2 separate regions of the Homo sapiens genome follow, and region 2 is linked to region 1. A link is an interaction called in ENCODE POLR2A ChIA-PET data of the cell type or tissue named here. Cell type or tissue: A673. All regions are shown on one strand. Each heading gives the region's core, and the rest is flanking DNA. Links, peaks and the distances in the headings are about the cores only.

What was found. Peaks named below come from ENCODE experiments on the same cell type or tissue, not always from the same donor. Only the 100,000 strongest peaks of a DNase experiment are listed, where the experiment ranks them.
Region 2: POLR2A ChIA-PET joins it to region 1 with 15 read pairs; 4 of 35 experiments call an interaction of 5 or more read pairs at or near these places.

The regions. Positions count from the first base shown.
Region 1 is chr17:16,238,991-16,254,446 of GRCh38, reverse strand. All of the region lies in intron 2 of PIGL (phosphatidylinositol glycan anchor biosynthesis class L), which reads right to left. Among named protein-coding and RNA genes, the nearest start is that of PIGL, 30 kb to the right of the region's middle. In A673, for the core only: no CTCF peak of the experiment used is centred there; no DNase peak of the experiment used is centred there; H3K27ac peaks cover 1,085 bases.
Region 2 is chr17:16,309,596-16,325,753 of GRCh38, reverse strand. PIGL (phosphatidylinositol glycan anchor biosynthesis class L) reads right to left here. Exons shown (of 7, transcript NM_004278.4): 4 at 12,140-12,207; 5 at 9,042-9,073; 6 at 7,846-7,979. Among named protein-coding and RNA genes, the nearest start is that of MIR1288, 36 kb to the right of the region's middle. In A673, for the core only: no CTCF peak of the experiment used is centred there; no DNase peak of the experiment used is centred there.

The DNA of each region.
Region 1 (15,456 bases), core at 1-8,000:
AAAATACAAAATTAGCCAGGTGTGGTGGCGCATGCCTGTAATCCCAGCTACTCGGGAGGCTGAGGTAGGAGAATCGCTTGAACCCGGGAGGCAGAGGTTGCATTGAGCTGAGATCACGCCATTGCACTCTAGCCTAGGCAATAAGAACGAAACTCTATCTCAAAAAAGAAAAGAAAAAAAGAAAAAAAAATTGGTGTATATGCTAGAATACAGTGGAACAATGGGAATGTAACAAAAGTGTCCAAGAAAACCTGGGGCAAATTAGGGATGATGCCATGGGATCTAAGATAATTCTTTTGAAGAATAAACAGAAGGTTGCTAGAGGGACAAGATGAAGGGCGTTGGAAAATGTGGAAGTGTGTTAGAGGAGGGACTAGCACATGCAAAGGTGTGGATGCATTAGACAGCATGGTATATTTGAGGCACAGCTTAAATATGGACTGGGAGATGGAGAGGAGAGACATAGATTGGGGTACTGGGACGTCCTATTTTTTTTTTTTTACTTAGACAAAGTCTCGTTTTGTCACCTAAGTGGGAGTACAGTGGCATGATCATCACTAATTGCAGCCTTGAACTCCTGGGCTCAAATGATCCTCCTGCCTCAGCCTCCTAAGTTCCTAGAACTACTGGTGTGCAGCATGCCTGGCTAATTTTTAATTTTTAGTAGGGATAGGGTCTGGTGTGTTGCCCTGGCTGGTCTTGAATTCCTGGGCTCAAACTATTGAGCCTCCCATCTTGGTCTCCCAAAGTGCTGGGATTACAGGCATGAGCCACTGTGTCTGGCCAGTTCTACCTATTTTTGTTACAAGAATAGAGGTGATATGTGTATAAACAGGTGCTAAAAGATGAGGCTGAGCAAGGAAAAAGAAATTAGACCACAAACTGCTTTTTGTGTGTATTTTTAAAAAGTTTTAAAAAATCTTTTAAAAAAGTAATAATTGTATATATTTATGGGGTACAATGTGATATTTTGATGTAAGTATACATTGTAGGTTGATCAAATCAGGCTATTTATCATATCCATCACCTCAACTATAAATTGTTTCTTTGACCATGAACAGCTTTTAGACCTTCAAGTTTTGCCAAACAGTAGGTCATTGGGCCCCCATGCACTTTAATAGGCATGGGTTTTAATTGGAGGGATCTTGTTTGTTTTACGTTTTTGTTGTTGTTGTTGTTTGTTTGTTTTTTTGAGACGGAGTTTCCCTCGTGTTGTCCAGGCTGGAGTGCAATGGTGTGATCTCGGCTCACTGCAACCTCCGCCTCCCGGGTTCAAGCTATTCTCTTGCCTCAGCCTCCCGGGTAACTGGGCGTGATGGCGCATCCTGACCTTGTGATCCACCCGCCTCAGCCAGGCATGCGCCATCACCCCAAGCTAATTTTGTATTTTTAGTAGAAATGCGGTTTCTCTATGTTGGTCAGGCTGGCCTTGAACTCCTGACTTCAGGTCATCCGCCCACCTCGGCCTCCCAAAGTGCTGGGATTACAGGAATAAGCCACCACGCCCAGCCTTCTTTGTTTTATTTCACCATAAACAGTTCTTTTCTGACTCCCCACCATTTCTAGTCTAAGCACTTAGGAGTGGTGTCCCTGGGTTACTCCCCATTCATCCTCCAGAAAGAAGCCCATGAGAAGACTACAGTGTTTATAAAAAGGTTTAAATGCATTGTTATCTTTTAAAGGAACTCTGTTCTATGCTTTGAACTTATCAAATAAAATATTATCAAAATGTACACAGAATTATTTGTAATCTAGCATTCACTTGGATGGCTAGAAGTTGAGTAGAGAGGGAGGAAAGTTTTATTAGTTGTGTAGGATAGTCTTTTAAATTATATATATGTTTTAAAAATTATATACATATAATTATATAATTATATGTATATAACTTTTAAAGTAATAAAGGCTTACTAAAAAAAACCTACACAGATTCATGTGGAATTAGAAAGTGATTATCTCTCTTCCCTGGCTCCAACTAAGTAGCAGCTACTGTTAAAGAGTTTGGTATCTATCCTTTTAGAAATTATCTGTGCATACTACCTAAGTCTTGTCTTAGTTCTATTTAAAAAAGGAAAAGAGGCCGGGTGGGGTGGCTCACACCTGTAATCCCAACAGTTTGGGAGGCCAAGGCGGGTGGACCACGAGGTCAAGAGATCGAGACCATCCTGGCCAACATGGTGAAACACCGTCTCTAATAAAAATACAAAAATTAGCTAGGCGTGTTGGCATGTGCCTGTAATCCCACCTACTCGGGAGGCTGAGGCAGGAGCATCGCTTGAACCTGGGAGGTGGAGGTCGCAGTGAGCCGAGATTGCACCACTGCACTCCAGCCTGGCGACAGAGCGAGACTCTGTCTCAACAAAAAAAAAGAAAAAAAAAAAAAGGAAAAAAAAATTATCTGCGCATAGAGAAATTCGTGTTTTTGTTTTTCTAAATATAAATAAAATAATTCTATAGATTCTTCATAATATGTTAAGAAGCACAAAAGCAACAAATGAATACCAAATCTGTTGGCTGCATTTCTCAATCACATACCGTTCCCAAGTATTCTGGAAAGGGTCTCTAATCTCCTCTCTAGGCCTGACCTTCAATACATGCATAATGAAATAGCTGTCCACAAATGCAACAGCAATGACTGTCATGGCAAAACCTATTATTCATTTCCTATACCTTTCACTGCTTTTCTCTTTCTTCAGCATCTAGCACAGTGTCATTCTAGGTACTGAATAGGTATCTGTTAACATCTGTGCAGCATGCATTTTAACATCATACTAGATGTTAAGGTACTGGGTAAAGTTGCCAAAAGTCCCCATATAGTGGTCTTACAACTGAGATTATGCCTTCTTTTCTTGAGAACTAGATTTTTTCCCCCCTCTTTAACTGATTAGTTGAGGGATTTACTTGGGTGAGCTCCTCTGGCTAAATGTTTTGCAGTGAAGTTCAGAACAAGGGGAAAATAGAGCTGATTCTATACGATGTCAATTAAATGTACTCATAAACCCACGTTGGTCTTTTTTTTTTTTTTTTGAGACAGAGTCTTGTTCCATTGCCCAGGCTGGGGTGCAATGGCGTGATCAAGGCTCACTGCAACCTTGACCTCTTGACCCCAAGCGATTCTCCCATCTCAACCTCCCAAGGAGCTGGGACCACAGGCACACGCCACCATACCAGGTTAGTTTTATTTTTTGTAGAGATGGGGTCTCACTATGTTGCCCAGGCTGGTCTTGAAATCCTGGGCTCAAGTGATCCTCCCACCTCGGCCTCCCAAAGTGCTAGGATTACATGCACAAGCCACCGTGCCCAGCTCGTCTTTCAAATACAGTAACAAAGTGGTGATCTGCTTCCCTGAAGAAAGTCAGAATCTATTCCATCTCCCTTTCTGTTTTTGAATCCTCACATTGTCATTTATTAAACGTGTGACCACAAAGATTCTCTTAATCTCTCTGAGCTTTAGTTTCTTCCTGTGAAACAAAAAAAGAAAATAAAACCTATCTTGTGCAGTTAGTCTAAGAATTAAATGAGACTGCCTTTGTGAAAGCATGTGTCAGGCATGGAGTAGGTGGAAAATAGTGGTTGAAGCATATACTGTACACCCAGATTGCATCAGCTCAAATGCCAGCTCTACCAGTTATTAGCTGGATGACCTTGAGCAAATTACTCAACCTCCCACTGTGTCTCTGTAAGATGGGAAAAATAATTAGACTATTTTGAGGATTAAGAAAGATCATATATTTATTTTTTTGGCACTGACAGTAGTAGTTTTATATTTACTGTTATTGTTACGAGTACAGGTCCTCTATAAAACTTCTCTTTCTCTTCTTCCTCTTCATTCTTCTCTTTGACTTATCTAAATAATCTAAAGTAAGATTCCAAAGCTCTGCTTTTTCTGGGTTAGGAGATGAGAGGCTGAAAGACTGACTGTTGCGTGTTGCTATGGATTAAACTGTGATCCCTCCAAATTCATGTTAGGTTGAAGCCCTAAACCCAAAATGTGACTGTATTTGGAGGCAGGTTTTTAGGAGGTACAGCAGCCTCCTTTTACCTGTGGATGATATGTTCCAAGATCCCCAGTGGATACCTGAAATAGCAGATGGTACTGAACCCTATATATACTATGTTTTTTCTTATACACATGTTAACTATGATGAAGTTTAATTTATAAATTAGACACAGTAAGTGTGCTGGTTAATTTTAAGTATCAGCCAGGCATGGTGGCTCATGCCTGTAATCCCAGCACTTCGCAAGACAAAGGAGGCAGGTGGATCACCTGAGGTCAGGAGTTCGAGACCAGCCTGACCAACATGGGGAAACCCTGACTCTACTAAAAATACAAAAATTAGCCGGACATGGTGGCATATGTCGGTAATCCCAGCGACTTGGGAGGCTGAGGCAGCAGAATCATTTGAATCCAAGAGGTGGAGGTTGCAGTGAGCCAAAATCATGTCACTGCACTCCAGCCTGGGCAACAAGAGTGAAACTCCATCACACACACAAAAATAATAATAATTTAGGTATCAACTTGACTGGATTAAGGATTATCTAGAGAACTGGTAAAGGATTATTTCTGGGCATTTTTATGAGGGGGTTTCCAGAGGATACTGGCCTGTGATTCAGGGAACTGACAGGGGAAGACATGCCATCAATGTAGGTAGGCACAATACAATCAGTGGGGGACCCACATGGAGCAAAAAGGTGATTTCCTCTCTCCTGAAGCTGGGATACATTCTTCTTCTCCTGTCTTTGGACATCAGAACTCCAGACTCTTTGGCTTTTAGATTCTAGGGCTTATACCAGTGGCCTGCTTGTTTCTCAGGCCCTCGGCCTTGGACTGAGCCATACTTCTGGCATCCAGCTTGCAGATGGCCTGTTGTGGGACTTCTCAGCCTCCATAATCACGGGCCAACTCCCCTAATAAATCCCCTCTCATATATCTATAATCCTATTTGTTTTGTTTTGTTTTGTTTTTGTTCTTGTCTTTGTGTCGCTCTGTTGCCCAGGCTGGAGTGTGACGGCATGATCTTGGCTCACTGCAACTTGTTTCCTACCAGATTCAAGCGATTCTTGTGTCTCAGCCTCCCGAGTAGCTGGGACTACAGGCGTGCGCCACCATGCCCAGCTAATTTTTGTATTTTTAGTAGAGACAGGGTTTCACCATGTTGACCAGGCTGGTCTTGAACTCCTGACCTCAGGTGATCCACCTGCCTCGGCCTCCCAAATTGCTGGGATTACAGGCGTGAGTGCACTGTGCCCAGCCAGAATGGTGTACATTTTAAATGTATAAATTGTTTATTTCTGGAATTTCCATTTAATATTTTTAGACCACAGTTGACTGCAGGTAACCGAAACCACAGAAAGCAAAACTGTGGATAAGGGAGGACTACTGCAATTGAGGTTATATAAATCCATAAATGTGGGGCCCTAATCTGATAGAACTGGTGGTGCTATAAGAAAAGGAAGAGATCTGTCTCCCTCTGTCCCTCCACCACATGAGGCACAGTGAGAAGGCAGCCATGTGCAAGTCAGGCTGAGGACCCTTACCAGAAACCAACCCTGCCAGACCTTGATCTGGGACTTCTAGTCTGCAGGACTCTGAGAAAATAAATTTGTGTTGTTTAAGCCACCCAGTCTATGGTATTTTGTTTTGGCAGCCCAAGCTGACTAAGACAGATTTTAGTACTGTGAAGTAACAGATACATAAAAATGTGCAAGTGGCTTTGGAACTAGATAATGGGTAGAGGTTGGAGGAGTTTTGAGGTGAATGCTAGAAAAATCCTAGACTGCCAGGAAGGAATGGTTGGTAGAAATATGGACATTAAAGGTGATTCTGGTGAGGACTCAGGAAAGGAAAAGGAGACTGGAGAGAAAACCTCCATCTTCTCAGAGAATACATAAACAATCATGAACAGAATGTCAGTGGAAATATGGTCTTTAAGGCCATTCTGATGGGGTCTCAGAGAAAAATGAGATAAGACATTGGAAAATGGAGAAAAGGTGATCACTATTATAAAGAAGCAAAGAACCTGCCTGTATTGTGTTCTAGTGTTTTGTGGAAGATAGAACTTCTGAAGGATGAAATTAGATATTTAGCTGAGGCGAATTCTAAGTAAAATTTTGAAGGTGTGGCCTGGGTCCTCTTGACTGTTTATAGTAAAATGTAAGAGTTGAGAGATAAAGAAGAAATTGCTACGTTTAAAAGGAACCAGAACGTAAAGGTTTTGGAAAATTTTCAGCCTGTCCATATTGTAAAAAAATGAGAAAGCTTGAGGCTGGGCGCAGTGGCTCAAGCCTGTAATCCCAGCACTTTGGGAGGCCAAGGCTGGTGGATCACGAGGTCAGGAGTTCAGGACCAGCCTGACCAACATGCTGAAACCCCGTCTCTACTAAAAACACAAAAATTAGCCAGGTGTGGTGGTGCGCGCCTGTAATCCCGGCTACTTGGGAGGCTGAGGCAGGAGAATCGCTTGAACCCAGGAGGCAGAGGTTGCAGTGAGCTGAGATCGTGCCACTGTACTCCAGCCTGGGCGACAGAGTGAGACTCCATCTCCAAAAGAAAAAAAAAAGAGAGAAAGCTTGTTCTGAAGAGAGCACTCTGGTGTGACTGAACAACCATTTGATGAGGTGATTAGCATGGGTGTGAACCACACATGTAATCAACCACCTCAATAACAGCCAGGAGAAAGAAAAAATCGGGTGGGACGAAAGAAGCCTGCTGGACTTAAGAGTCTACAGGACCAGACAACAGAGCTATCTGGCTGCAAACATGCGTCGTCCTTCAAGAAAAGGGAAGAATGACCTCAAAAGTTATCCAGAGATCAGAAGGACTACCATTCCCACCACAGGCTCCAGAGGGCTTGGAGGGCCGAATATCCGCCCAAAGAGGATTGTTCTCAAGCCTCAAGATCTAATGGAGTTTACCTTCCTAGGTTTTGGCCTTGCCTGGGGCCTGTCACCCATTTCTCCCTTTTGGAATGAAAATATCTATCCTATGCCTCTCCATTCCTTATATTTTGTAAATATATAACTTGTCTGTTTTCACAGGTTCACAGCTGGTGAGGCTATTTAGATGAGACTTTGGACTTTCGAGTTAATGCTGGAATGAGTTAAGACTTTGGAGGCTGTTAGGATGGGATGAATGTATTTTGCATGAAATAAGGACATGAATGTGGGAGTCTGGGATGGAATACTATGAACTGAATAGTGTCCTCAACAAATTCATGTGCTGAAGCCCTAACCACTAATTGTAACTATTTTGAGATAGGGTTTTAGGAGGTAACTAAGATCACATGAGGTCATACGAGTGGGGCTTTAATCCAATAAAACTTGTAGCCTTTTAAGAAGAGGGAGGGAAGAAGGAGAGAGTGAGAGAATCTCTTTCCAGCATGTGAGAACATAGCGAGAAGGTCATCTGCAAGCCAGGAAGAGAGTCCTCATAAGAAAGTGACCCTGCAAGACCTTGATCTGGGCCGGGCGCGGTGGCTCACGCCTGTAATCCCAGCACTTTGGGAGGCCGAGGCGGGTGGATCATGAGGTCAGGAGATCGAGACCATCCTGGCTAACAAGGTGAAACCCCGTCTCTACTAAAAAAATACAAAAAAAATTAGCCGGGCGCGGTGGCGGGCGCCTGTAGTCCCAGCTACTCGGGAGGCTGAGGCAGGAGAATGGCGTGAACCCGGGAAGCAGAGCTTGCAGTGAGCCGAGATTGCGCCACTGCAGTCCGCAGTCCGGCCTGGGCGACAGAGCGAGACTCCGTCTCAAAAAAAAAAAAAAAAAAAAAAAAGACCTTGATCTGGACTTCTAGCCTGCAGAAATGTGGGAAAATAAATTTCTATTGTTTAAGCCACACTGTCTACGGTATTTTGTTAAGGGAGCCCAAGCAGACTAAGATGCATTTTTCTTGAATCTTCAAACTGGCTTCTTTAAGTATTTACTTTTTTTTTTTGAGACGGAGTCTCACTCTGTTGCCAGGCTAGAGTGCAGTGGTGCAATCTCGGCTCAGTGCAACCTCCGCTTCCCGGGTTCAAGCGATTCTCCTGCGTCAGCCTCCCAAGTAGCTGGGACTACAGGTGTGCACCACCATGCCCAGCTAATTTTTGTATTTTTAGTAGAGACGGGGTTTCACCGTGTTGGCCAGGATGGTCTCGATCTCTTGACCTCGTGATCCACCTGCCTCCCAAAGTGCTGGGATTACAGGTGTGAGCCACCGCACCCGGCCTGAAGTACTTACTTTTAATAGGCTTACTATCCCTCTACTATAGCATTTCACGAGTAGGGGAGTGATGCTGAAGCTACATGGTCTTCATGTGATATATAAAAAATATAGGTGCCATGACCGGGCGCAGTGGCTCACGCCTGTAATCCCAGCACTTTGGGAGGCCGAGGCGGGTGGATCACAAGGTCAGTAGATCAAGACCATCCTGGCTAACATGGTGAAACCCCGTCTCTACTAAAAACACAAAAATAAAAATAGCTGGTCAAGGTGGCGGGTGCCTGTAGTCCCAGCTACTTGGGAGGCTGAGGTGGGAGAATGGTGTGAACCCAGGAGGCAGAGCTTGAAGCGAGCTGAGATTGTGCCACTGCACTCCAGCCTGGGTGACAGAGGGAGACTCCGAGACTCCGTCTCAAAAAAAAATATATATATATATATGTGTGTGTGTGTATATATATATATATGTGTGTGTGTATGTATATATATATGTGTGTGTATATATATGTGTGTGTGTATATATATATGTGTGTATATATATATAGGCCAGGCATAGTGGCTCACACCTGTAATCTCAGCATTTTGGAGGGCTGAGGCGGGCAGATCATGAGGTCAAGAGATCGAGACCATCCTGCCCAACATGGTGAAACCCCGTCTCTACTAAAAATACAAAAAATTAGCCACTGCACTCCAGCCTGGCGATAGAGCAAGACTCCGTCTCAAATATATATATATATATATACTCCCTGGCTTACAATCTGGCTACGTCCCAATAAACCCATCCTAAACTGAAAATATCATAAGTAAAAAACACACTCTAGGCCGGGTGTAGTGGCTCATGCTTGTAATCCCAGCACTTTGGAAGGCCGAGGCAGGTGGATCATCTGAGTTCAGGACTTCAAGACCAGCCTGGCCAACACGGCAAAATCCCGTCTCTACTAAAAATACAAAAATTTAGCTGGGCATAGTGGCAGGCGCCTGTAATCCCAGCTTCTTGAGAGGCCGAGGCGGGTGGATCACGAGGTCAAGAGATTGAGACCATCCTGGCCAATGTGGTGAAACCTCGTCTCTACTAAAAATACAAAAATTAGCTGGGCGTGGTGGTGGGCACCTGTAATCCTAGCTTCCTGGGAGGCTGAGGCAGGAAAATTGCTTGAATCCAGGAGGTGGAGGTTGCAGTGAGCCGAGATTGCACCATTACACTCCAGCCTGGGCAACAAGAGCGAAACTCCGTCTCAAAAAAACAAGAACAACAAAAAACACACTCTAGTCTGGGTGTGATGGCTCACACCTGTAATCCCAGCACTTTGGAAGGCTGAGGTGGGTGGGTTGCTTGAGCTCAGGAGCTCAAAACCAGCCTATGCAACGTGGCAAAACCCTGTCTCTAAAATAATTACCAAAAAAATTAGCTAGATGTGGTGACGTGTGCCTGTAGTCCCAGCTACTCGGGAGACTGAGGCAGGAGGGTCACTTGAGCCCGGGAGGTGGAGGCTGCAGTAAGCCATGATCCTGCCACTGCACTCTAACCTGGGTGACAGAGTGAGACCCTGTCTCAAAAGCAAAAAACAAAAACCAAAAACTCCCCGCTTTATACCTTCAACTTAGGAGGTGTTTATCCAAATGTAACCCCATCCCAAGTTGAGGAGTGTACTGAATGCACATTGCTTTCTATCAGAGTAAAGATCTTAATAACCAAGATCTCCAAAACAGATTTGTCCCCGAAAACATTTGCATTACTGGGCCAAAGCAGACACTGCACAGGCAGGACATTGTGCAAATGGAGTGCCTGAGAAAAAACACGATTACTAATATTGAAATTGCCTTTGCAAAATTATGACTGAGACAGTGAAAGAGATCTAACTTAACTGACTCCATCTTGCTTCTAACCTCCAAGCTGTCCTTGTTCATTCCTGGGCATAGGATGAACTAACTTTGGGAGAAACTTAATTTATAGATCATAGTTTAAACAAAGACGGTAACAGCCCTTTCCCAAAGCAGACCTCCTTGCCTGGGGACTAGATTGCCTTTGTAGGACTAACGAGTTAGGCCCAAGATTATAAATTATGGTTTAGGAGTCATGCAGCTGGAGGACACAAGATTCTAACCCTCCCTAAACTGCTAAGATCAGTGCTTGAGATATTTTGCAGACCCTGCACTTGATGGATCACCCAGATCAATAAACTGGCTCATCTGATCTTGTAGTCCCCCACCCAGGAACTGACTCAGCCCAAGAAGAGACCTTCGACTCCCCATGATTTCGTCTCTGACCAATCAGCTCACTGGCTTCGCCCCACCCACCACATTATGCTTAAAAACTCTGCTGCCTGAATGCTCAGGGAGACAGATTTGAGTAACAGTAAAACTCTGGTCTCCCGCAGCTCTGCGTGAATTACTCTTTCACCATTGCAGCTCTCCATCTGGATAAATTGGCTCTGTCTAGGCAGTGGGCAAGGTGAACCCCTTGGGCGGTTACAATATTAATGTGAAAAAACAAATCACAACACTCACAGAGTAAGAGGGTGGGATATCATCTTTGAAAACAAAGGAACCCATAACTCCTTTCACAAATTAACTCAAAACCATGTATCTTTCGAGGTTTACGGAGGAAGAAATTTAGGAACAGAATTCAGTAACTTGCCTAGGTTACGCAATTAAAAACTTTAAACTTGGGTTTCAGTCTGGGCAGTCTGGCTCTATAAATCCACTGGTATAAACAGAAGAAATTCTCCCGTGGTGACCCCAGTAGTTTACCATGAAGCAAGTAAGATCAAGAATAAATCTAAACTTTTTCCTTCATCTCTTTGTAGCATACTGAAATGAATGGGATCCCCACCCCAAATCAAATACAGTGAACATCAATTCCCACCAATGCCTAATATTATAAAGAATAATCAGCAGGCCAGAAACGGTGGCTCACGCCTGTAATCCCAACACTTTGGGAGTTCGAGGCAGGTGGATCCCCTGAGGTCAGCAGTTCGAGACCAGCCTGGCCAACATGGTGAAACCCTATCTCTACTAAAAATATAAAAATTAGCTGGGTGGGTGGCACACGCCTGTGATCCTAGCTACTTGGGAGGCTGAGGCAGGAGAATTGCTTGAACCCGAGAGGTGGAGGTTGCTGTGAGCCAAGATTGCACCACTGCATTCCAGCCTGGGTAACAGAGCAAGACTCCGTCTCATAAACAAACAAACAAACACACACCAGTAACAACACAGTTAATGGTTAAACACTGGATATGTTGTCAATCAAATCATAAATACGGATAAAGTTGCCTGCTTTCCCTTTTTTGTTTAACATAGATTAAGGAAATCCACTCAAAGAAATAAGAAATGGATCAGGGCTGAGCGCAGTGGCTCATGCCTGTAATCCCAGCACTTTGGGAAGTGGACCATTTGTGGTCAGGAGTTCAAGACCAGCCTGACCAACATGGTGAAACCCCATCTTTACTAAAAAAACAAAAAATTAGCCGGGTATGGTGGTGTATGCCTGTAATCTCAGCTACTCAGGAGGCTGAGACAGAAGAATCACTTGAACCCAGGAGGCAGAGATTGTGTTACAAGCGAGACTCTGTCTCAAAAAAAAAAAAAAAAAAAAAAAAAAAGGAATCAGAAATAAGAGGCATATGTTGAAAACATGAAAGATTGTATTAGCATTATTTGCAGATGATTTACCTACAAAACTTTAGGGAATCAAGTTAAAACTGGTAGGCTTTTTACAGAAGTTTCAAAGTGATGAATATAAAATAAATACATTAAAAAATCAATAAAGCTACATACTAGCAGTAAATTCTTAACCAAAAAATCTTTTTCACAGCAATAATAATAAAAAAGAATCAAAATAACTTTAACAAGAATTGTTTAGTACCTAGATGAAGAAAACTATAAAAAGTTCTATATAGACTGGGAATGGTGGCTCATGCTGTAATATCAGCACTTTGGGAAGCTGAGGCAGATCACTTGAGCCCAAGGGTTGGAGACCAGCCTGGGTGACATGGCAAGACTCTGGATCTAAAATAATTTTTAAAATTAGCTGGGCATGGTGGTGCACACCTGTAGTCCTAGCTACTTAGGAGGCTGAGGTGGGAAGATTGCTTGAGCCCAGAAGTTAGAGTTTGCAGTGAGACAGGATCATGTCATTGCACTTTAGCCTGATGGCAGAGACCTTGTCTCCAAAAACAAACAAAAAAAAACCCCAAAGAAAAAGTCCTATACTCTGACCCAGTAATTCAATATCTAGAAATTCATTTATGGAAAGAGTCAGAACTTCAAAGAGATTTGCTAAAAAAATTGTAAGTGCTTAAATATTAGAAAGATTTAAATATTCAATAGTAGGAGAATGTTAAATGTTATGGTACATCTTCACGATTAAATCTTTACAATCATTAAAGACTTTTAATGATTATTTAATGACATAGAAAAATGCTAAAAATACTCTCTAGTAAAAAAAGCAGGGTACCAAATTTCTTATACCATTTGATGCTAATTTTGTTTAATACTGAGCAGATAATTCTCATTTTCCTTATAATTTTCTCAAGTATTCCCACCTTACATCTCAATGCTTCCAATTCTCCTCATTATAGTTTGTGGTTTTATTTTCCTCTAACTGATCCCCAGTTCTTATCACTCCAGTTAATCCATGGGCAATTTCATTCACCCCAAAGATTTTCTTTTTTTTTTTTAAGACAGAGTTTCACTCTTGTTGCCCATTCTGGAGTGCAGTGGTGTGATCTCGGCTCACTGCACCGTCCTCCTCCCAGGTTCAAGTGATTCTCCTGCCTCAGCCTCCATGCACCACCACACACGGCTAATTTTGTATTTTTAGTAGAGATGGGGTTTCTCCACGTTGGTCAGGCTGGTCTCAAACTCCTGACCTCAGGTGATCCGCCCACCTCAGCCTCCCAAAGTGCTGGAATTACAGGCCTGAGCCACTGCACCCAGCCCACCCCAAAGACTTTCATCCTCCCATATGCTAAAGATGCCTAATTTATTATCTCTTCATACCCAATTCTCCTCCTTTGCAAACTACCCTCGCTAATCTTTATCCACCTAGATATCTAGGTGGGTTTCCATTATCCCAAATTTCTTTTGTTCGTTGAATTCCTGCCACTTCTTTTTTTTTTTTTTTTTTTTTTGAGAGGGAGTTTCGTTTTTGTTGCCCAGGCTGAAGTGCAATGGCGTGATTTCGGCTCACTGCAACCTCTGCCTCCTGGGTTCAAGCCATTCTCCTGCCTCAGCCTCCCAAGTAGCTGGGATTACAGGGATGTGCCACCACACCCGGCTAATTTTGTATTTTTAGTAGAGACCGGGTTTCTCCATGTTGGTCAGGCTGGTCTCGAACTCCCGACCTCAGGTGATCTGCCCCCCACCCCCTCGGCCTCCCAAAGTGCTGGGATTAGAGGCGTGAGCCACCATGCCCGGCCTATTTCTACCTCTTAAATAATACTGGAGGCCAGGTGCGCTGGCTCACGCCTCTAATCTCAGCATTTTGGGAGGCCAAAGTGGGAGACTGCTTGAGTCCAGGAGTTCAAGACCTGCTTGGGCAAGCTAGCAAGACTCCATCTCTACCGAAAAAAAAAAAAGGTAGCTGGCAAGGTGGTGCATGCCTGTGGTCCCAGTTACTCGGGAGGCTGAGGTGGAAGGATCCCTTGCACCCGGGAGTTAGGCTGCAGTGAGCCGTGATTGTGTCACTGCATTCATCCTGGGTGACAGAGCAAAACTCTGTCTCAAATAAAATGAAAAAAACAAAAGAAAACAAAACCTTGGGGCTGGGGCTGCGCGTGGTGGCTCACATCCATAATCTCAGCACTTTGAGGGGCTGAGGTGGGAGGATTGCTTGAGCCTAGGAGTTCCAAACCAGCCTGGGTTCATTAGTTCCTTCTCACATTGCTATAAAGAAATACCTGAGACTGGGTAATTTATAAGGAAAAGAGGTTTAATTGGCTCATGGCTCTGCAGGCTATAAAGGAAGCATAGCAGTTTCCACTTTTGAGGAGGCCTCAGGAAGCTTCCAATCATGGCAGAAGGCAAAGGGGGAGCAAGCATCCTACATGGCAGAGGCAGGAGCAAGAGAGAGAGGGAGGAAGTACTATACACTTCTAAACAAGCAGATCTTGCCAGAACTCACTGACAAGGACAGTACCAAGGAGGATAGTGCTAAACTATTCATGAGAAATCTGCCTCCATGATCCAATCACCTCCTACTGATCCAACGCCCCACCTCCAATGTTAGGATTACAGTTCCACATGAGATTTTGGTGGGGACACAGATCGAAATCATATCACTGAGTAATTCAGGGAGAACCCATCTCTACGAAAAGTTAAAAAATAAGCCAGGCATGGTGGCCCACACCTGTAGTCCCAGCTACTCAGGAGTTCAAGGCTGCAGTGAGCTAAGATTGCACCACTGCCTAAACAGCCTGGGTGTCAGCGTGACACCTTGTCTCTAAAAAAAAAAAGAGTTGAATTCATCCCATCATCTCCATCTCAGTTGCTGCTACCCTAATTTGAGATATCCTCCCTCCACTGGGACAAAGACAATAGACTCATCTACAATCTTGATCTCTTCAATCCATACTTTCATTAGAGTAATCATTCTGAAGCACAAAACTCATCATCTCTCTCCACTATTCACAGTTTACATTTCTGTATGATATCATGAAGGTTCAACAGAAAGAGATATATGTTTTGCCAAAGCTAATTTGTTCACAGCTCACCTAAACTTTACTGCCTTTTCTTTTTCTTTTTTTTTTCTTTTTTATTTTTTTGAGACAGAGTCTCACTCTGTCACCCAGGCTGGAGTGCAGTGGTGCGATCTCAGCTCACTGCAACCTCCGCCTCCTGGGTTCAAGCGATTCTCCTGCCTTAGCTTCCTGTGTAGCTGGGATTACAGGTGTATGCCACCACGCCTGGCTAATTTTTTGTATCTTTAGTAGAGACGGGGTTTCACCATGTTGGCCAGGCTGGTCTTGAACCCTTGACCTCCTGATCCGCCTGCCTCGGCCTCCCAAAGTGCTGGGATTACAGGCGTGAGCCACCCGGCTGGCCCAAAATTCATTTTTATTTTTCATTTTAATTTTTAGAGACAGGGTTCTGCCATGTTGCCTAGGCTGGCTTTGAACTTCTGGCCTCAAGCAATCCTCCTACCTCAGCCTCCTGAGTATCCAGGACTACAGGGTGCGTGCCACCACACCTAGCTAAATTTTCAGGTCGGGCAAGGTGGCTCCGGCCTGTAATCCCAGCACTTCGGGAGGCCAAGG
Region 2 (16,158 bases), core at 3,562-11,561, 68 kb before region 1:
TGTTTCATTACTTTCAGATCTGGCCTCCGCACCTTAAATCCTTCCTCGAACTAATATGCTTCATGCTATAGCCTTATCTGTCTTCTTCCTGTAACCCACGAACCTCTCTGGATTGGCCTCCTGTCATGGCCCCTGCTTTCCCATCTCCTACTACCTGTGATTATAACACACAATGCTCACCGTAGCTACAGCACTCACCATGGGATACCAGAAAACTGGCAGAACAGTCCACATGCATCATCTCAATGTTAACAACCCTGTGAATCAAGTACTGTTATTACTGTTTTTTAAAAAATAAATAGATGAGGAAACTCGTCAGTCTCAAACAGCTAGTAGGTAGTAGAGCTGGCTGAGATTTTAACCCAGAGCCAACTGATTGATTCTAGAGTCCACATTCTTTTTTTTTTTTTTTTTTTTTTTTGAGCCTGTTGCCCAGGCTGGAGTGCAGTGGCGCGATCTTGGCTCACTGCAAGCTCTGCCTCCTGGGTTCACGCCATTCTCCTGCTTCAGCCTTCCGAGTAGCTGGGACTACAGGCACCTGCCACCATGCCTGGCTAATTTTTTGTATATTTAGTAGAGGCAGGGTTTCACTGTGTTAGCCAGGATAGTCTCGATCTCCTGACCTAGTGATCTGCCCACCTCGGCCTCCCAAAGTGCTGGGATTACAGGCGTGAGCCACCGCGCCTGGCCAGTTAGAGTCCACATTCTTAATCACGTTGCTACTACCTCAAATATACAACACAAACAGGGATGTTTCATGGGAAGAAAGCTAGTACACTATGCCCAAATTCCTCTGAGTTAGGTCGTTTGGGGAGGTCCAATCACTATCAGAAGAAGAAAAAAAGGAATGGCACACAGGTGTGAGTTGTCGTTCCTATCTTCTAGGGGAAATGTACATTATCTTGTTATTCAGACCTAGTATAGTTCAGTTTTTAAACAGAATAGATTACAGCAACTGACTTCACTAGATATACATAAAAGGATGTGCCTGTTTATCTCTAAGTACCATAATTAACTTGCCTCTCTAAGCTAATATCTTCACAAACTTTTATGTAAATAACCCCTTTTATATTCATTGTCAGACCCTACATGACTTGCCAGGTATGGAGGCTCACGCCTGTAATCCCAGCACTTTGGGAGGCTGAGGTGGGTGGATCACCTGAAGTCGGGAGTTCGAGACCAGCCTGACCAACATGGAGAAACTCTGTCTCTACTAAAAATACAAAATTAGCCGGCGTGGTGGCGCATACCTGTAATCCCAGCTACTCGGGAAGCTGAGGCAGGAGAATTGCTTGAACCCAGGAGGCGGAGATTGCAATTAGAGGAGATTGCAATTAGCGGAGATTGCAGTGAACCGAGATCGCCACTGCACTCCAGCCTGGTGACAGAGCGAGACTCCGTCTCAAAAAAATAAATAAATAAATATAAAATAGAAGATAAAGGGAAAACCATTACAAAAGAGAGACATTATAAGATAATAAGACGAATTGGCTAGGCGCAATGGCTCATGCCTGTAACCTCAGCACCTTGGGAGCCCGAGGCAGGTGGATCACTTGAGGTCAGGAGTTTGAGACCAGCCTGACCAACATGGTGAAACCCTATCTCTACTAAAAAAAAAAAAAATCCAAAATTAGCTGGGCATGGTGGTGCACGCCTGTAACCCCAGCTACTCAGGAGGCTGAGGCAGGGGACTCGCTTGAACCCAGGAGGCAGAGGTTGCAGTGAGCCAAGATCGCATCATCGCACTCCAGCCTGGGCAACAAGAGCAAAACTCTGTCTCAAAATAAATAAATAAATAAATAAGAGAAATAATCTGCTAACAAATATATCAGCTTTGGGCAGGGCACGGTGTCTCATGTTTGTAATCCTATCACTTTGGGAGGCTGAGTTGTGCAGATCACCAGGTCAGGAGTTCAAGACCAGCCTGGCCAACATAGTGAAACCCCATCTCTACTGAAAATACAAAACAATTAGCCAGGCTTGGTGGTGCCGGCCTGTCTGTAATCCCAGCTACGCAGGAGGCTGAGGCAGGAGAATCACTTGAACCCAGGAGGCAGAGGTTTCAGTGAGCTGAGATCTTACCACTACACTCCAGCCTGGGCAACAGAGCGAGACTCTGTCTCAAAAAAAAAAAAAAAAAAAAAGATCAGTGTTACGAAAACCATTCACTGACCACAAAGTAATTAAATTATAAATTAACAATAAAAAGGCCCCATACACGGCAGGGCACAGTGGCCCACACCCGTAATCTCACCACTTTGGGAGGTTGAGGTGGGAGGATCACCTGAGGTCAGGAGTTCGAGACCAGCCTGACCAACATGGTGAAACTTCGTCTCTACTAAAAAATACAAAATTAGCCAGGCGTGGTGGCACCTGCCTGTAATCCCAGCTACCTGGGAGGCTGAGGCAGGAGAATCGTTTGAACCTGGGAGGTGGAGGTTGCAGTGAGCCAAGATCGCACCATTGCACTCCAGCATGGGCACCAAGAGTGAAACTCTGTCTCAGAAAAAAAAAAAAAGACCACATATACACACACAGCCATGCCATTCTCATTTGTGGTAGTTCTACAAAGTCACTGAAAACACTGAATTAGTGAATACTGAACCATTGTTTCTAGTGGAAATACAGGGTTGGGTTCCTCCAAGCCTTTGGCCACAATATTTTCATCAATCAGTCAATATATAACCTTGTTTTGTGTATATTTCTGTTTAAAAACTCCATATGAAATACATGTTGTTGATTCATTAGCACTGAACTCATGGCCAATGGCACTGTAACTCATGCTTGTGATCAAACCCACATAAGGCACATTACAGCCTCTTGTGCTTAGGAATGCAAGACAGCACTCAGCATCATCCTTAGAGGCTATTTTAAACAGCAAAATCAACAAAAACCACAAAAATGAGAAAAATGGGGCATTAAATATACACAAAAAGGTATTTTTTTACAGTAGGAGAGCTGAAACAGCTGGGAACATGCATATGTGCATCCAGTGACTCATGTTTCACCCCTCTGCGAGTGTCCACGAATGACTACAAAAGCACTTCGAGCACTGACTTTGGAGTTACAAATGAATTTTAGTGAGTAGGTGCATTCATAAATATAGAACTACAAATAATGAAGATCGACACATGTTTGTAACTGTAAATTATACCCTCAAAGATTAAAGGGGAACTCACAATGGAGTCTATAAATTACTTATAATTAAATGACAATAGGAGAACTACATATCAAAACTTATCATGTGTAGCTAAAGAAACACTTCAAGGAAAATTAATAGTATTAAAGTATTTTTTTTTTAAAGATTGAAAATGAAAACAAAGCTAACCTTTCAAGTTAAAGAGATTTAAAGAAGAACAGGCTGGGTGCGGTGACTCCCGCCTGTAATCCCAGCACTTTGGGAGGCCAAGCCGGGTGGATCACTTGAGGCCAGAAGTTCGAGACTGGCCTGGCCAAACATGGCGAAACCCAGTCTCTACTAAAAATACAAAAATTAGCCGGGCGAAGTGGCGGGCCCCTATAGTCCCAGCTACTCAGGAGACTGAGACAGGAGAATTGCTTGAACCCAGGAGGTGGAGGTTGTGGTGAGCCGAGATCGCTCCACTGCACTCCAGCCTGGGTGACAGAGCAAGACTCTGTCTCAAAAAATAAAAATAAATAATAAATAAATAGGCTGGGTGCGATGGCTCACACCTGTAATCCCAGCACTTTGGGAGGCTGAGGTGGGCGATCACCTGAGGTCGGGAGTTCGAGACCAGCCTGACCAACATGGGGAAACCCTGTCTGTACTAAAAATACAAAATTAGCCAGGCGTGGTGGCGTGTGCCTGTGATCCCAGCTACTTGGGACGCTGAGGCAGGAGAATCGCTTAAACCCGGGAGGCGAAGGTTGAGGTGAGCCGAGATTGCACCATTGTACTCCAGCCTGGGCAATAAGAGCGAAACTCCGTCTCAAAAAAAAACCATAAAATAACAGTAAAAAGAAAGAAAGAAAGACAGACAGACAGACAGAAAGAGGGAGGGAGGGAGGAAGGAAGGAAGGAAGGAAAAGAATAAAACCATAAATGAAGTAGGACAGAAATAATAAAATACAAAAACGAATGCACTATTGAAGAAACAAGATAATTAATATGTGCTCAACACTGCACTCTCAGTACCTAGCAAAGTGCCTCTTATTAGGTACAAAGGTTTACTGTAGAAAATTTAGAAAATATGGGCCGGGCATGGTGGCTCACGCCTGTGATCCCAGCACTATGGAAGGCCAAGGCGGGTGGATCACCTGAGGTCAGGAATTCAAGATCAGCCTGACCAACATGGCGAAACCCCGTGTCTACTAAAAATACAAAATTAGCTGGGCATGGTGGCCCATGCCTGTAATCCCAGCTACTCGGGAGTGTGATGCAGAAAAATCACTTGAACCCAGGAGGTGGAGGGTGCAGTGATCTGAGATCGCACCGTTGCACTCCAGCCTGGGCAACAAGAGCGAAACTACATCTAAAAAAAAAAAAAAAAAAAAAGGCCCGGCGCAGTGGTTCATGCCTGTAATCCCAGCACTTTGGGAAGCAGAGGGGAGCGGATCATTTGAGGTCAGGAGTTCAAGACCAACCTGGCCAACATGGTGAAACCCTGCCTCTACTAAAAATACAAAAATTAGCTAGGCGTGGTGGCATGCGCCTGTAGTCCCAGTTACTTGAGAGGCTGAGGCAGGAGAATTGCTTGAACCTGGGAGGCAGAGGTTGTTGTGAGCTGAGATCGTGCCATTGCACCCCAGCCTGGGTGACAGAGCAAGACTCTGTCTCAAAAAAAAAAAAAAAAAAAATGGCCAGGCACAGTGGCTCATGCCTGTAATCCCAGCACTTTGGGAGGCCGAGGTGGGTAGATCACCTGCGGTCAGGAGTTCGAGACCAGCCTGACCAATATGGTGAAATCCCATCTCTATTAAAAATACAAAAATTAGCTGGGCCTGGTGGCGTGAACCTGTAGTCCCAGTTACTGGAGAGGCTGAGACAGAAGAATTGCTTGAACCTGGGAGGTGGAGGTTGCAATGAGCCGAGATTGTGCCACTGCACTCCAGCCTGGGTGACAGAGGAAGACTTCATCTCAAAGAAAATTTAGAAAATAAAGCTAAACAAAAAAACCCCAAAACCAAAATCATTATCCTGAGTTTCTATTCTCTTAGATTTTCCTTCCTTCCTTCCTTTCTTCCTTCCTTCCTTCCTTCTTCTTTTCTTTTCTTTCTCTCTCTCTCTCTCCCGCTTTCCCTCCCTCCCTCGTTTCCTCCCTTCCTTCCCTCCTTCCCTCCCTTCCTTCTTTCCTTCCCTCCCTCCCTTCCTTCCTCTCTCCTTTTCTCTCCCTCCCCTCTCTTTCTTTCTTCCTTCTTTCCTCTCTCTCTTCCTTCCTTCTTCCTTCCCTTCCCTTCCTTCCTTCGCTTCCCTTCCTTCCTTCCCTTCCCTTCCCCTTCCTCCCTCCCTCCCCTCCCCTCTCCTCCCCTTCCTCCCTCCTTTCCTTCCTTCCTTCCTTCCTTCCTTCCTTCCTTCCTTCCTTCCTTCCTTTTCTTTCTCTCACTCTCTCCTTCTCTCTGTCTCTTTCTCCCTTCCTTCCTCTCTCTCCCTTCCCTTTCCCCTTCCCCTTCCCTTTTTCCTAATAAAGCTGTGTTGCCCAGGGCAGACACAAACTCCTGGGCTCAAGCCATCCTCCCACCCCAACCTCCCAAGCAGCTGAGACTACAGGCACGAGCCACAATCCCCGACTTGGTTCTTTCACTTGTTATGCTACCCATCTCTCTGTGGGGGGCTTAAGTCTACAGGGGGATGCACCTGGAGACAAACTGAGGAATAATTCTCCTCAGCCCACCCTCTCCCTAACTCTGATGGCACTCAGTCACCTGTTCCATGGACAGCTAAGAGTTTTCCCTAGGATGACCTGAGCTGGCCTAGCTCTTCCTCACCCTGCATGTGGGCTTCTTGCAGTCTGCCCTGGGCTCTTTTTTTTTTTTTTTTGGAGACGGAGTCTCGCTCTGTCACCCAGGCTGGAGTGCAGTGGTGCGATCTTGGATCACTGCAACCTCCGCCTCCCGGGTTCAAGCAATTCTCCTGCCTCAGCCTCCCGAGTAGCTGGGACTACAGGTGCCCACCACCACGCCCGGCTACTTTTTTGTATTTTAGTAGAGACGGGGTTTCGCCGTGTTGCCCTGGCTGGTCTCAAACTCCTGAGCTCAGACAATCTGCCTGTCTCGGCCTCCCAAAGTGTTAGGATTACAGGCGTGAGCCACGGCGTCTGGCCTCCCCTAGGCTCTTTACAGAGGCTCCTGGCAGGTCTGAATTCTTCTTAAACTCAAGCTGGGAGCATCGCTCCATGTATAACAGTGATAAAGTGGCAAATCAAAATGTCTAACAGTAAGGGATTCGTGATATATCTTATGGTATATACATACAGTGGCGTAATTGGCAGCCATTGGTATTTGAATACTAAATGAAATAGGAGAAAATGTTCATAATAAATAGTTTTGATTTTTTTTTTTTTTTTTTTTTTGGCTAGGGTCTGGCTCTGTTGCCCAGGCTGGAGTGCAGTGGTATGATCAGGGTTCATTGCAACCTTGACCTCCTGGGCTCAAGTGATCCTCCTGCCTCAGCTACCCGAGTAGCTGGGACCACTGGCATGTGCCACCATGCCTGGCTAATTTTTCTGTAGAGATGGGATTTTGCTCTGTTGCCCAGCAAGCAGTCCACCCACCCCGGCCTCCCAAAGTACTGGGATTACAGGCATGAGCCACTGTGCCCAGCCCATAACGTATTGTTAAAGCAGGTTTTTTGTTGTTTTTTTTTTGAGACAGAATCCTCTCTGTCACCCAGGCTGGAGTACAGTGGCATGATCTCAGCTCACCACAACCTCCACCTCCCGGGTTCATGCGATTCTTCTGCCTCAGCCTCCCAAGTAGCTGGAACTACAGGTGCATGCCACCACGCCTGGCTAATTTTTGTAGCTTTAGTAGAGACGGGGTTTCAACATGTTGGCCAGGCTGGTCTTGAACCCCTGACCTCGTGATCTGCCCGCCTCAGCCTCCCAAAGTGCTATGATTACAGGCATGAGCCACCACACCTGGCCAAAGCTGGTTTTAAATAGGCACTGTGTGATCCCATTTGAAATGTGTATACACATACACATTATATATATATAAAGAGTAGGGCTGGGCACAGTGGATCATGTCTGTAATCCCTGCACTTTGGGAGGTCGAGGTGGGTGGATCACCCGAGGTCAGGAGGTCGAGACAAGCCTGGCCAACATGATGAAACCCCAGCTCTACTAAAAATACAAAAAATTAGCCGGGTGTGGTGGCGGTGCCTGTAATCCCAGCTACTCAGGAGGCTGAGGCAGGAGAATCACTTGAACCCAGGAGGCGGAGGTTGCAGTGAGCCGAGATTGCACCACTGCACTCCAGCTTGGGTGACAAGAGCAAAACTCCGTCTCAAAAAAAAAAAAAGAGTAGAAAGATGTAGCCCAACATGTTAACAAGGATTACCTGTGATTGGTGGGACTGCAGGTAATTGTTCTTATTTTTATTTTCTTTTTGATGCTTTTATGTTTTTCAAGATTTTCTGCAATGAGCATGTGTTATTTACTTTTAGAAAAAGCATATATTATTTTTATAATTAGAAAAAAAAGGCTAAAGTCATTGAAAAATCTATGCCTCCCAAGATCTAGCTGGCCTAGCCCTAATTCTCAGGGACAGGTGCTGAACCACTGTGAAAAACCTTCAGTTAGGGCTTCTGCAGAGGTGGGGCTTTGAGGAGACAGGGGTCTGGGGCAGGGATCTGAGTTGGGGTGTCCAGGAATTTACAATCCTCACCTTGGCCTGTGCCACTTCTTTGCTGTTGAGCACGAAGAGGACATCCTGCGTATGAAGCAGAGACAAGGGCAGATCCAGAAGGGAGATGTACTTGCGCAGCACATTCACAGACTGAAGCGTGAGCACAGAGCACCCTGGATGGAGAGGAGACAGGGTGAAGTGATAAGCCTTGAGGCCTCCAGCCAGATTTTCCCCTGAGCATCCTCCCTCTACCCTGTGGCTCAGGGCAGGGCAGGACAGTGGCCACAGCATTGCCACGTGTTTCTGTGGCACTAAAGCTGCCCTGTGCCCATGATTCTTGCAGCTAGAACGAGTAAAAGGGCCATAGAAGACCTGGCTGGCTACCCTCTACCCTGCGGTGTGCCCTACCAGAAAAAGGTTGGCTGCTAGAGGTTGAGATCTGGCTACCTCAAAGCCAAAGGAAGTAAAGGAGACAGGAATTACTGTATTGGGAGTTTAGAGACCTGGTTCCAGCTCTGTCAGTCAAGAATTGACAGACTTGGCAAAGTCCCTTAACCACTCTCAGTCTCAGTTTTCTAATCTGTAAATTGGTGTTGATAGTGTGAGACCTGCCTGTCTCACAGGATTGATATAAGAATCAAACAAACTATAGTCATGTTCCAAAGTCATCATGGCTTGGTAAGCTCCTTTCAGTCATCCCACATAGAAAGGGCACAAACTACTTACGTTTTCATTCATTGAATCTTCGTATTGCGCCGGTGAGGTATGACAGACCAGAAACTGGTCCAGAGAGGCTAAGCATGGGGGTCATGCAGTAAATGGTCAGGTAGGGTCAAATACTTTATGTGGGTTAGGAAGAGTTCCTAACTCAGGCAGATTGGTTCATCAAGCACCCAGCAGTCATTTACAACCTGCCTAATTGGTTGGGGGATGGGATTGAGTTCAGACTGGAAGAATACCAGAGGTGTAAAACATCCACCCTGTGAAAAAGCTAGACAGGTTGAGGGGCAAACCTGGCCTCCCCACTCATCCAGAGGTGGCCCTGCAGGCAGGCACTTGCTGGTAGATACAACCTGCCAGGTACCTTGAGGTGAGTCAGGAAGAGTGTGGCGGCCTCCCCAACCACTGCCTCTGCTCGGCTGAGGGCAGCTCTCTGTGGATTTGCAAATTTCCCCCTCATAAGTTTCTCAGAGGGACAGTATCTTGTGGCCCTTTGCAAAAGGAACAAGCCTTACCTTTAGGTAACTTCCCTTCTGAGTGCAGGGCCCTGGAGGAGGGATAGGACAAGAGTGAGAGGAGTAAGGATCATTTCCTTTGTAGGTAACAGGAGGGGCCTTCAGAGGAAAGGCTGCCATGCCCATGGTCCCCTCCATGTGAGTCTCCAGGTGGTTTCTTTTGCATAAATCACTGTATAGATTTCCAGGATCCCATACCTCTGGCAACAGCTGAAGGGACCAGGATGGGCACCTGAGCTAGGGACAGCCAATCCAGAGGCTGGTCTGTGGTTTGTGAAGTACTCTGGTCCAAGCTTTGCCCATTAGAGAATGAAGGTAACTGTGCTGGACTCTTCATAGTTTTTCTCTTGGAAGTGTAATGTGAGTATGATGGGGGAATATTTTACAATGCTAACTGATAGCTCTTCCCTGATATTTCCTTTCTCCTTTCTGAGCTTCCCTACGCCTACCTTCTGACAGTGCAGGTCATTCTGTGCTCGCCACCTTAAGAGGAGGGGAGTGTCAACTGCAATGAGCTCCAAGTCTCTTCCCCACTTTGTTGTTTAGAAAGCTGGGGGCAGAGAAGGATTGGGAAGGTAGCCCCAGCAACACACAGACACACATATGAACAGAGACTCTTGGGAGCAGGGGTTAAACAAGAGAAGTTGAGAGACAATTGACAAATTCATGGAACTGACTGCCTGGCAGAGCCTGAGAGGTAGAAAAACCTGAAAAAGGAGCCGGGCGCGGTGGCTCACGCCTGTAAACCCAGCACTTTGGGAGGCCGAGGCAAGCGGATCACGAGGTCAGGAGTTCGGCACCAGCCTGGCCAATATGGTGAAACTCCGTCTCTAATAAAAATACAAAAATTAACCGGGCGTGGTGGCATGCACCAGTAGTTCCCAGCTACTCAGGAGGCTGAGGCAGGAGGCGGAGGCTGCAGTGAGCTGAGATCACGCCACTGCACACCAGCCTGGGTGACAGAGCGAGACTCTGTCTCAAAAAAAAAAAAAAAAAAAAAAAAAGAAAGAAAGAAAGAAAGAAAGAAAAGAAAAGACTGAAAAAACTTTCTGGGATCCTGAGAATGAAGTGGCTTGTCCTGTACTCTGGGCAAAGCCCTGTGGATATTCTGATGTCCAGGGAAAGCAGTGAGCTAGAGGCGCTGTCTGGAAGTAGAGCTTATAGCCCTTAAAGCCACAGGAGAAGCTGTGCTGAGGAGGACTGGGGAGTGAGCCCTGGGGACAGGGGGACCAAGGGGCCACTGGTGGGAGGGAAGCCGGGAAGAGAATGAGAAGTAGCCAGAAAGGCCAGAGTGAGGAGGGCAAGCTGGTGCCATATAAGTCAAAGCAGCATTGCAGTGAGGGACAGGCAGGGCCAGATGCCACAGAAGGTTCAAGGTGGCTGAGGACTAACGTGAGTCTAACGAATTTAGCAGGCAAGAGATGACTGTGGGGAAAAAGGTTGTGGCAGATTGGTGGCATGTCCATGAATTGTTTTATCTGAAGCACAGTGGCCCTCCTTCGTGCTGAGAGCCTGTGGCACTCCAGCCTCTTCTGAGGAAAATGGCCCCAGGCAGTTCTATCTACACAGAGTTGTCCCCTTGGGTTCTTTCTCTGCCCAGAATGACGCCTTCTCTATTTTCTCCACTTCAGTGGTGACTGGACCAGGAATGGGACCAGGTGACTCAATCTCAAGTGCCCCAGCCCCCTGCCTGTTGAGGTACTCTTTGTTTGCAATAGACCTGACCTGATCCTTTCTCTGGTGCAGTGTAAATTCTCGGAGAGAAATCACCAGGCTCAGTGTGCATCCAGAATGAGGTGGGACCATTTTTCCAGTTCTCCATGGGGCTTGCTGTCCATGCTAGTCTTGGAAGCTCAAGGCCTCAGAGTAACCATGTGGTTGGAAAGACCACTCTGGGGCTGCCTCATTTTTCCATATATCATCAAAAAAATTTGTATTTCAGACTGTAACCAGGGAATGTTTCTTTCCTGAATTTGAAGGGACCTAATGCGACTAGGAGCATGTCTCTTCTAAAGCTGTGGCTGCTGGCTGGACCAGGAACCGAATAGTCTTTACAGGGAGAACAGTCTAGCCTCCCCTCATTCCATAGTCAAGGAAACAGGGAAATCTGCCTAGAAAGAGTATGTGGGTAAAATTCTAGCATCTTCCACCAAGTGATGTAAAATTTAAGGACAAGGAGGGTCTTCAGTTTGGATTGGTCTTCACATACATCTGACAGAATAATGAATGGAGAACTAGGATTCCTGAATTCTGCCTCTGCCATAGTTTAACCTTGTGGTGCTGGGCAAACCACTTCCCAGTGATTGGACTTAATGGTTGGTGAGGTCATTTCCAACTTTACATATTGCATTGCTTCAGTCTGAGTGTTAAGCATGTTTAGAAGAAGGTTATTAAATAAGTCCTTCCCTTCAAGTTGCTTCTTTCCTTCCTCAGTAGCTGGGACAGGCCTGCCACACCACTGATCAGGGGCCCAGGAGAAGCACTTTGCTAGGGGACAGGAAACACATCTATGTTTGTATGACTCTATGTCACTCAATACCTTTGAGCTTGCATTTTCTTTTTATTGGTAAAATGCAAATAAATATCAGTAAAATCGGGTGACTGTGAAGAACAAACACATTTCATATTATGTATGTATATCCTCCTTCTCCAAGAAAGATTTGAGAGTTGTATAAAACACATGACGGAAGTGAGAGTAAGGGGAAGAAGATGGTGAAGGTGGAGGCACACTGATTGACAGCACTCATTCCTTAAAGTCTTGTCCAGTGCCACAGGGCTTGCAAATTTGGCCCTCAAGCTTCCTGTGGCCACAGAAAAGAGATGAATAAAGTCAATTACCCCATTCGCAGTATTCAGTGTATAAAAAAGAATTCAGCTGTTTAGGAGACGAGCATTCGTACTAGGACTTGAGAGAGATTTCTCAGCGAGAGGACATGGTGAGATGCAGTGAGCAACATGGCCAAAAAGGGCTAGAAGATAAGCCAGCAGTGAGTTTCATGGGCTCAGATAACAAGTGGGAAAGTGCTTTAGACTTTAAACCATGAGCCCTAATCAAATAAACAAACCCTCCCCCACATCCATCACCCGGAGAATCATACCTCACAGCTGCATACAGAGCAATGTGATTGCTGTGGCCACTTACTCCCCCTGCATCGAAAGTCACCACCTGTAGAGAAACACAGGGTTTTCACTGAATGCCTTCTCCACCACCTCAACTTCAATGGAGCTGTCTCCTTCCCTTGGGAAGGAGAGAACAGAACCCTGAAACTTTTCAAATGCAGCATCTATCTGAAGTGACTTCTGAGCAGATCAGTGGTGTGTAGCTAGTGCTGTGGTTGACCACATAGAGACTGTTTTCCAGGGTTTGATGTTTTACTCTTGTTCCTAGCCAGTGGAGCAGAGTGGAATTCAGCCATGATAGTAACTTGGGTTCAGAATATCTTTGTTGCTTATTGGTTTAGCCATTTATTAGCACATTTAGAATTCCTGGCTAGCTTCTAAGTGAACTCTGTTTATGCAGATACAGCCTGAATTACTGGTTCTCTTTTTCTCATGCCATACTGAGGGCAAAAAAAGCTTTGAAGGACAATGTCCACCGTGTCCTGGGGTTGAGTTCATGGAAAAAGTGTATTTATTCATAGATTGCCTCTGTTTCCATTTTCACAGCTATATCAATATCTGTTTATTAACTACAAGCTCAGTCTGTATTCCAACATTTCATTTCTACACAAATGAATTAAAGAAAAAACAAATAGCTCCCTCTCCCTCTCCCTCTCCCCCCCCCTTCCCCCTCCCCTCTTTCCAAGGTCTCCTTCTGATGCTGAGCCGAAGCTGGACTGTACTGCTGCCATCTCGGCTTACTGCAACCTCCCTGCCTGATTCTCCTACCTCAGCCTGCCGAGTGCCTGCGATTGCAGGCGCGCGCCGCCACGCCTGACTGGTTTTCGTATTTTTTTGGTGGAGACGGGGTTTCGCTGTGTTGGCCGGGCTGGTCTCCAGCTCCTAACCGCAAGTGATCTGCCAGCCTTGGCCTCCCAAGGTGCCGGGATTGCAGACGGAGTCTCGTTCACTCAGTGCTCAATGTTGCCCAGGCTGGAGTGCAGTGGCGTGATCTCGGCTAGCTACAACCTCCACCTCCCAGCCGCCTGCCTTGGCCTCCCAAAGTGCCGAGATTGCAGCCTCTGCCCGGCCGCCACCCCGTCTGGGAAGTGAGGAGCGTCTCTGCCTGGCCACCCATCGTCTGGGATGTGAGGAGCCCCTCTGCCCGGCCGCCCAGTCTGGGAAGTGAGGAGCGCCTCTTCCCGGCCGCCATCCCGTCTAGGAAGTGAGGAGCGCCTCCACCCGGCTGCCCATCGTCTGAGATGTGGGGAGCGCCTCTGCCCTGCCGCCCCATCTGGGATGTGAGGAGCGCCTCTGCCCGGCCGCGACCCCCGTCTGGGAGGTGAGGAGCGTCTCTGCCCGGCCTCCCCGTCTGAGAAGTGAGGAGCCCCTCCGCCCGGCAGCCGCCCCATCTGGGAAGTGAGGAGCGTCTCCGCCCAGCAGCCGCCCCGTCCGGGAGGGAGGTGGGGGGCTGCGGGCAGCCCCCGCCCGGCCAGCCGCCCCCTCCGGGAGGGAGGTGGGGGGGCAGCCCCCACCCGGCCAGCCACCCCGTCCGGGAGGTTGGGGGCGCCTCTGCCCGGCCACCCCGTCTGGGAAGTGAGGAGCCCCTCTGCCCGGCCACCACCCCGTCTGGGAGGTGTACCCAACAGCTCATTGAGAACGGGCCATGATGACGATGGCGGTTTTGTGGAATAGAAAAGGGGGAAAGGTGGGGAAAAGATAGAGAAATCAGATTGTTGCTGTGTCTGTGTAGAAGGAGGTAGACCTGGGAGACTTCATTTTGTTCTGTACTAAGAAAAATTCTTCTGCCTTGCGATGCTGTTGATCTCTGACCTTACCCCCAACCCTGTGCTCTCTGAAACATGTGCTGTGTCCACTCAGGGTTAAATGGATTAAGGGCGGTGCAAGATGTGCTTTGTTAAACAGATGCTTGAAGGCAGCATGCTCGTTAAGAGTCATCACCACTCCCTAATCTCAAGTACCCAGGGACACAAACACTGCGGAAGGCCGCAGGGTCCTCTGCCTAGGAAAACCAGAGACCTTTGTTCACTTGTTTATCTGCTGACCTTCCCTCCACTATTGTCCTATGACCCTGCCAAATCCCCCTCTTCGAGAAACACCCAAGAATGATCAAAAAAAAAAAAAAGAAAGAAAACCTCTGTGCTTTGGGCTTTACCACTTATTGGGTTTGTGGCTTTTTGCAAGTTATATAACATGTCTGTGGTGCAATTATCTCATATGTAATCATAATTGTACTTCACACAATTGTCATAGAGATTTTCTGAGATAAATGATAATAATAATTGCTAAAAAAAAGAAAAAACAAATAATAATTTGAATAATAATAATAATAAGGCTAACTCAAATAATAAAAGAAATATAAAAACGACAACAAGGACTGAAGAAAGGATAGAATGATTGATTAGGGGTGATGAAAAGAGGCAAGCTGTCCCCAAGGAAAGGTGACCATCCTGCATGGATGAAGGAACCTGGAACTGGGATTGGAATGGGCTGGGAAGGGATTCGCTCTTGGTCTTTCTATTTTAAACTGTAAAGCATAATGACTGCATGTACAGCAAGCCCTCTGTTATAATAAGAGTGGCTAACATTTATTGAGCAAAGACATAGTATTAACCCTATCTTACACCTGAGGAAGTTCAGGAAGCAGAGGCCGAAGCTGTGATCACCTTGCCACTGAGTGGTGGAGCTGTTCTTGGGGTTTAGATCTTTCTGACTCCACAGTCCACGCTCTTTACAAGCATCCTCTATGTGAGAAGGCGTGCTACGCTGCAGGAAGAAGCACTGTGTAAAAGACCTTTGGGAGACTGAGGCGGGCAGATCACTTGAGGTCAGGAGTTCAAGACCAGCCTGGCCAACATGGCGAAACCCTCTCTACTAAAAATACAAAAATGAGCTGGGCGTGGTGGTGGGCACCTGTAATCCCAGCTACTTGGGAGGTTGAGGCAGGAGAATCGCCTGAACCCAGGAGGCGGAGATTGCAGTGAGCCAATATCACGCCACTGGACTCCAGCCTGGGTGACAAGAGCGAAACTCTGTCTCAAAAAAAAAGAATCAGAAGACCTGCACTCTTATTCTGACAGCTACCAACCAAGTACATGAGTTTCGATCAGTTATTCTTTCTCCTGGGGTCTGGAGAGCTCATCTGTGAGGGAATATCGTATTTCAGGCAAGCAAACACTCTGGTTAGAAGGATCATCTTGAGAGTCATTACTGGATCCCTTATTTGAAAAGATAAGTACATAGTTAACTTCACTGTTCATGGCACTGAACACACACACACACACACACACACACACACACACACACTTTTTAATAATTCAGAAGACATTTTAGGATCCTGTAACTTTAAAGTTACCACCATGAGCCTCAATTTATTAACATGTTGACAAAGTCAACAGAAGTGGTGGGTAATGGAAGAATTTTAACAACAGAATGCCATAATTCAAGAAAGTCTTCTAATGATTAATGTTTATATTTCTTTTTTCTTTCTTTCTTTCTTTTTTTTTTTTTTTTTTGAGATGGAGTCTCACTCTGTTGCCCAAGCTAGAGTGCAGTGGTGCGATCTTGGCTCACTGCAACCTCTGTCTCCTGGGTTCAAGAGATTCTCTCACCTCTGCCTCCTGAGTAGCTGGGACTACAGGTACGTGCCACCATGCCTGGCTAATTTTTGTATTTTCAGTAGAGACAGGGTTTCACCATGTTGGCTGTGCTGGTCTCAAACTCCTGACTAAAGTTATCCGCTTGCCTTGGCCTCCCAAAGTGTTGGGATTACAGGCGTGAGCCACCGTGCCCGGCCTAATGTTTATATTTCTTTCTTTCTTTTTTTTTTTAAGATGGAGTCTTGCTCTGTTGACCAGGCTGGAGCGCAGTGGCGCAATTTCTCGGCTCACTGCAACTTCTACCTCCTGGGTTCAAGCAATTCTCCTGCCTCCGCCTTCCGAGTAGCTGGGATTACAGGTGCATGCCACCACACCTAGCTAATTTTTTATATTTTTGG